Linked DNA regions of Homo sapiens: region 1 is linked to region 2. A link is a loop called in an ENCODE intact Hi-C map of the cell type or tissue named here. Cell type or tissue: PC-9. All regions are shown on one strand. Links, peaks and the distances in the headings refer to the core of each region. The heading gives the core; the rest is flanking DNA. Region 1 overlaps LOC124903151 (translation initiation factor IF-2-like). Region 2 overlaps STARD13 (StAR related lipid transfer domain containing 13).

Evidence for each region. A loop is a pair of places that touch in the nucleus more often than their neighbours do. Peaks named below come from ENCODE experiments on the same cell type or tissue, not always from the same donor. Only the 100,000 strongest peaks of a DNase experiment are listed, where the experiment ranks them.
Region 1: it touches region 2 in a loop (6-fold over the local background); 2 of 110 quality-filtered maps call a loop at or near these places.

Annotation. Positions count from the first base shown.
Region 1 is chr13:33,012,932-33,015,747 of GRCh38, forward strand. LOC124903151 (translation initiation factor IF-2-like) reads right to left here. Exons shown (of 2, transcript XM_047430819.1): 2 at 1-704. The coding sequence ends at 514. Among named protein-coding and RNA genes, the nearest start is that of KL, 2.1 kb to the right of the region's middle. In PC-9, for the core only: no CTCF peak of the experiment used is centred there; a DNase peak (open chromatin) is centred at 1,570.
Region 2 is chr13:33,131,186-33,134,001 of GRCh38, forward strand. All of the region lies in intron 4 of STARD13 (StAR related lipid transfer domain containing 13), which reads right to left. Among named protein-coding and RNA genes, the nearest start is that of KL, 120 kb to the left of the region's middle. In PC-9, for the core only: no CTCF peak of the experiment used is centred there; no DNase peak of the experiment used is centred there.

The DNA of each region.
Region 1 (2,816 bases), core at 263-2,762, 120 kb before region 2:
AAAATATATATAATTTTTTGTCTGTTAAAAATTAATTAATTAATTAATTTTAAAAAGAGGAGGGCAGGGAATACTTGTGTATTTTGTTAACTGGACAAATGAAACTCTACTTTCATTTGCTCATTAAACAAATACTTGTTTTGTGCTCAGCATGATTCTAGGCACTGGGACTACTGCATTTTGGTCCATTACTTCCTTGCGCACAAAAACCCTTTCTTTTCACCACGAATACACTATGAACATGTTTTTTTCTTCAGTGTTGGCATCTCTTGATTCCTTCCCTCCAGGTCTTTGTGCGAGTTTTACTCTTTAAACCCCAGATATTGTCATATTTTTCTCTGTTAAACTTTTCCAAACAACTCAAAATAGGGTAATTTCTTCTTCTTCTGAATTTCTCTGACAATTATTCTATGGGTCATTTATTAACACAGCATAATCAAACAACTTATTTATTTTCATCTTTCTTGATCCTTTCTTCAGTTGGATGTTGTCTTTGAGGGCAGAGGTTGTCCTCTATGTTTTGAAGTCTCCACACAGCTCGTCGTTGCCTTGCCCGTAGTTGTAGCTCAGTGAAATAAAAATATGTCCGTAGAAGGTGATGTCTGTGACTGGTGAGCTGAGAGCTTGTGGGGTTGGTGTTGTATTTGGGTGCATGTGAATCAGTGCATCTCCTGCTCCATTGGTGTTAAAAGGCTCCCATCGTCCTGGGAACACAATAGGAAAGAGAACAGGTGGGAAGGCACTGGATGAAGGAATGTGGAGAATGGAGGAAAAGTTGATCAGATTGTTGACAACTTTCAGTGTTGAAATTGTCACCAAAATCAAAGTCAGTAAATAAATTTACAATGTCCTTTTCTTCAATGCATCAATAACTTCACCTTCCTGTTCAAAGCACAGCAAGTAATTAATCTCTTATTTGCATTTGAAACCCAAGTTTCAGATGTTTGAAGGTGGTTGTAAAAAATAAAAACCAAAATAAAGCCAAAATAAATAAGCAGCAGCACTAGGCCGGGCACAGTGTCTCACACCTGTAATCCCAGCATTTTAGGAGACCGAGGTGGGTGGATCACAGGAGATCAGGAGTTTGAGACCAGCCTGGTCAGCATGGTGAAACCCTGTCTCTACTAAAAATACAAAAATTAGCCAGGTGTGGTGGTGTGCCCTTATAATCCCAGCTACTGGGGGGCTGAGACAGGAGAATTGCTTGAACCTGGGAGGCAGAGGTTGCAGTGAGCAGAGACCATGCCACTGCACTCCAGCCTGGGCGACAGAGTGAGACTCCGTCTCACACTTGTGGAACCCAGAACTTAGTAACCATGAACAGAACCTTAATAAACAGAAAGTTCTGGAAATAAAGTTTAATCATCATGCAATCTTTATCACTGGGTTAAATGAACAATCATCTGGGAACATGTCTTGGAATGCTTAAAGCTTTGAGATGCATGTGCCTATGTGGCAGACAAATTTCAAATGTGAAACGTTTAGTTAACTTGGTCTTGCTTTTTAATCACTGCTTTAAAATTTAAAAAATGCTGCTGGTCAAGTAAAAATAGCAATAGATAAAATCTGCCCTGAGCAAACAGACCATACATCAATAAATGAATACTTAGCTTAAGCGATTTTCCATGAGACCCATGAAGCATTTCTAATTGAAACTTAACAAGCTACAACCCAACAGACACTCCAATCTTCACTTCTAGAAGGGAAATGTGATACTCCATGTAGACGTAGCTTTTTAAATTTAGCTGGAAGACAGCGTGACAGTGAAGTTGTGTGCTGTAATTTTTTAAAATTGCTGAAGTGTCATGGTTTGCTATTTCGTATTTATTGAAAAAATGTAAATGCTATATTTAACAGAATGGCAGTAACTCTGTTTCAATCTGAAGACTTAATCTTACTAATCATGGTAATATATGCTGGCTGGAGTTGGGAATATTTCATAAAATACTGGAATAAATTTGTGCTTATATTTCAGGGGAATTAATAAAAGCACCTTCATCTGCAACATTTAAAATGTTATTGCCTTTAAATTTGTATTAAATAATGCAGGGAAGATAGATCACTGGGGGAGAATGGATGCACCTCTGTGAGGATCTTGGTCATTCAACACACGTGTACGGGTGAGGAAACTAAGGCACGACTTACTGGGTAGGGAGGTAGGGATATTAGCAAGATCCTTCACTTGTCTGGGCTTTCTGTCTTTGAGTCACCTTTGCGCAGTTTTTCACTGGACTTCACAAGCCTCTGAGGCGGCAGGGCAGACAGGACATCCTTATTTTATAGAGGAGGAAACTTAGGCTTACAGAGGTTTCCTGCCCCAAATCACAAAGGTGGAGCCTAGACCTTCTCAGTCTCCACCAACTGTATTTCGGTTAGCCACAATCCTATCTACCCACATCCAAATGGACACTGTGGCTCTGCAACTTCTGTCAAAAGGGCTCTTTGGCAACAGGAAAAACGTCATGGCTCCATTGTATTGTAGAGGATGGGAATGGGTGTTCCGGCTAAATTCTCCCTCCCCTTTCCCTCCACAGCTCAGATGGCAAATGTGCGACCCAGGGACCTCCCGCTCCAGCAGACCTGTGCGCACAACTTTGCACAGATTACCTGCTAAGTCAGAGCCGAAAGGTAACACAGATGCCAAAGGATAATAAAGGTGAATGAGATTTACTCAAAATTGGAAACTTGGTGTTTGGTTTTTCAGGAGAACAATCAACGACTGTGATTTGAAGTTCACCAGGGTATTCTGAGAGATCTAATCAAAGATAGAGTGCTGGTTTGAAATTATTAAAAGGTAACAGTAAAAGGGAGAGCAA
Region 2 (2,816 bases), core at 283-2,782:
ATCATTTCCTTCTGAAATAAACTGAATCATCGGATCCTGCTTCATCCTCACCAAGCACATCACCAAGACCTAATTCTGAACTGATTTTCAAATCTGTTCCCTCATTCGTAATTTCACTCTCATTCTCTTAGTGTAGGCCTTGCCACCTCTCTCTGGATCTGTTACAGTAAAAATGTGGGAGAAACCCTGTCTCCAGCATCTTCCCCATCTAAATAGCTTTCCACAGTGTAGTCCAAATCGAATCATATGATTTTTTTTTTTCAGCTTAGAAGCCTTCTGCTTGAAAGCCTCCACTCTCAGTTGTTACAGGTGAAGTCATCAAGAGCCGGGCCTGCTACAGTGAGCCGTGATGGCACCACTGCACCCCAGCCGCAGCAACAAAGTGAGACACTATCTCAAAAAAATAAAAAAGAGCAAGACCTGTGTTTCTCTGTTTCATTATTCATATAAACATATTTATTCATATGTATAGCCTGTCCAATGCCAAGGACATAATAATTGCTTATTTTTTGTGAATTGAATTAAATTTATTTTACTCTACCTGGGTGTTCAGTTTTAAGACCTGGTTCCAAGTGTCAGTGATACCAGTTAAGAGCTAGGTGACTGTCCACAGTCTACTTACCCTCTCTAAAGTAAGTTTCTGCCACTTATAAGATTGAAGCGGGTCTTGCCTCATAGGTTTGCTGAAGAGAATAAAGAAGGTAGTGCATTCAGCAGTCCCTCACTGAGAGGTATTTGCTTATTTGTATCTTTCAATGTTTGTTCAATTGCCTACTAATCTTTTTATGTATCTAGCGTCCACTTTAACTCCCTTTAACCTTGCAGTGTGTTGTTTTTAAGGAAACCTAAGCAGATGCACAGTTAATCATTGTGGGGATCCTCCTATTCTTGTTTATTCCTTCAAAATCTAGTTTCCGTGTAGGTTTGACTAAATGACAAACTTGAACATTCAAGTTTAAAGTGAAAGCGAGTACAAAGCCAAGGTACAGAAAAGAATTCTATGGCTTAGAAGTCAGGTGCGGTGGCTGATACGGTTTGGTTGTGTTCCCACCAAAATCTAATCTTGAATATTGTAGCTCCCATAATTCCCATGTTTTGATGTGTTATGGGAGGGACCCGGTGGGAGATAATTGAATCGTGGGGGTGGTTCCCCCATACTGTTCTTGTGGTAGTGAATAAGTCTCATGAGAGCTGATGGTTTTATAAGGGGAAACCCCTTTTGCTTGGCTCTCTTTCTCTCTTGTCTGCCGCCATGTAAGATGTACCTTTTGCCTTCCACCATGATTGTGAGGCCTGCTTACATGAAACTGTGAGTCCATTAAACCTCTTTTTACTTATAAATAACCCAGTCTCAGGTATGTCTTTATCAGCAGCGTGAAAAATGGACTAATACAGTGGCTCACGCCTGTAATCTCAGCTACTTGGGAGTCTGAGGTGGAAGGGTCTTTTGAGTCTAGGAGTTTGAGTCTAGCCTGGGCAACATATCAAGACCCTGTCTCTTAAAAAAAGGAAACAAAAAGAAACAAAAAAGAATCCTACAGCTTGAGATCACAGTGAAAAATGAGTCTGAGTTTTAAAAAAGTTGTATAAAGCTCTGATGAAAGAGTTTAGAAAGTTGTAATTGTACAAGTGGAAAAAGGGCAAGACTCCAGAATGATGACTCAAAATATACTTTCCTACTAGTACTTTCTACTCCCTCTTTTCCTGTGATTGATATAATGAAAACTGACATATGAGGGTCATTTATACACAAGGTGCCATGATAGGCTGAACGTTGAACTTATTGGATTTTTGTATTGCATTTTAGGAAGCTAGTGAGAAGTTGATATTAAATAAGGACTATGAAAAAGCCCTTTTAGCAGACAGTTTTTGAGAAGACAAAAAAAAAGGATATGACTTTAAAGAAAATATAGATATTTTAAAACAGAAACTACAACATTTAGTGTTGGCCCCAACTACCTCTCTCAAACCTGGTTATGATGCCAGCACACCACATACTAGTTGGATAGGGACTCCTTTATTTAGGTTAAGAACACATGCCAAGCTGGGCACTGTGGCCTGGGAAGGGAAAGCCTGGCCCTGTCTGCTGGTCTCTAAGAGCTTATTATACTCACTTTGGCCAACAGGAAGATATTTACAGCCCAACTAAGGCATGTGAAAAAGTGGCAAACTCCTGGGAAAAAAGGAAAACAGCTCAGGGAAATTTTGCAGTATTTAGGTTGTTTGAACCAAAGCAAACAAACAAAAACCAAAGCAATAGAAAGCAAAATGCAACAGAGAAAAAAAACGACCAGTCTTCTTTGGCACCCTGTGCCTACAACGATCATGGTATGTTCCAAAGGGTATTGAAATGGTTGTGTCTGTTTCTTTCACTAATGATGGATATTTCAAACTATTTGATAGTGACACACAACAAAAAATGTATTTTCCATCACAACTCAGGGCATGCATACAGACTATACTAAAGCAAAAAAAAAAAAAATTTATGCTTAAGTAATTATCCTTGTTTGTTTGTATTCTGATACTTTTTAATCTAGTTTAGCCTATTTTATTTTTTTAAATGTTGTTTGTGATCCACCAAATTCACTTGACAACCTACCAAGGGGCCATGATCTGCAGTATGAAAAACACATTGCAGTAGAGTTTAAGGTTTTTTTACGCACTTGGGACCCAGCAGAGCATCAGGCACATTTCAGACTCTCCAGTGGTATTTATGGAAGTGTACTGATTGTTTAAAAGAGATTATCAGATTTCATCTGTTTGATAATTTTTGAGGTTAACAATGAATAGTTTGTGATTATTTAGAAATGTAAAAT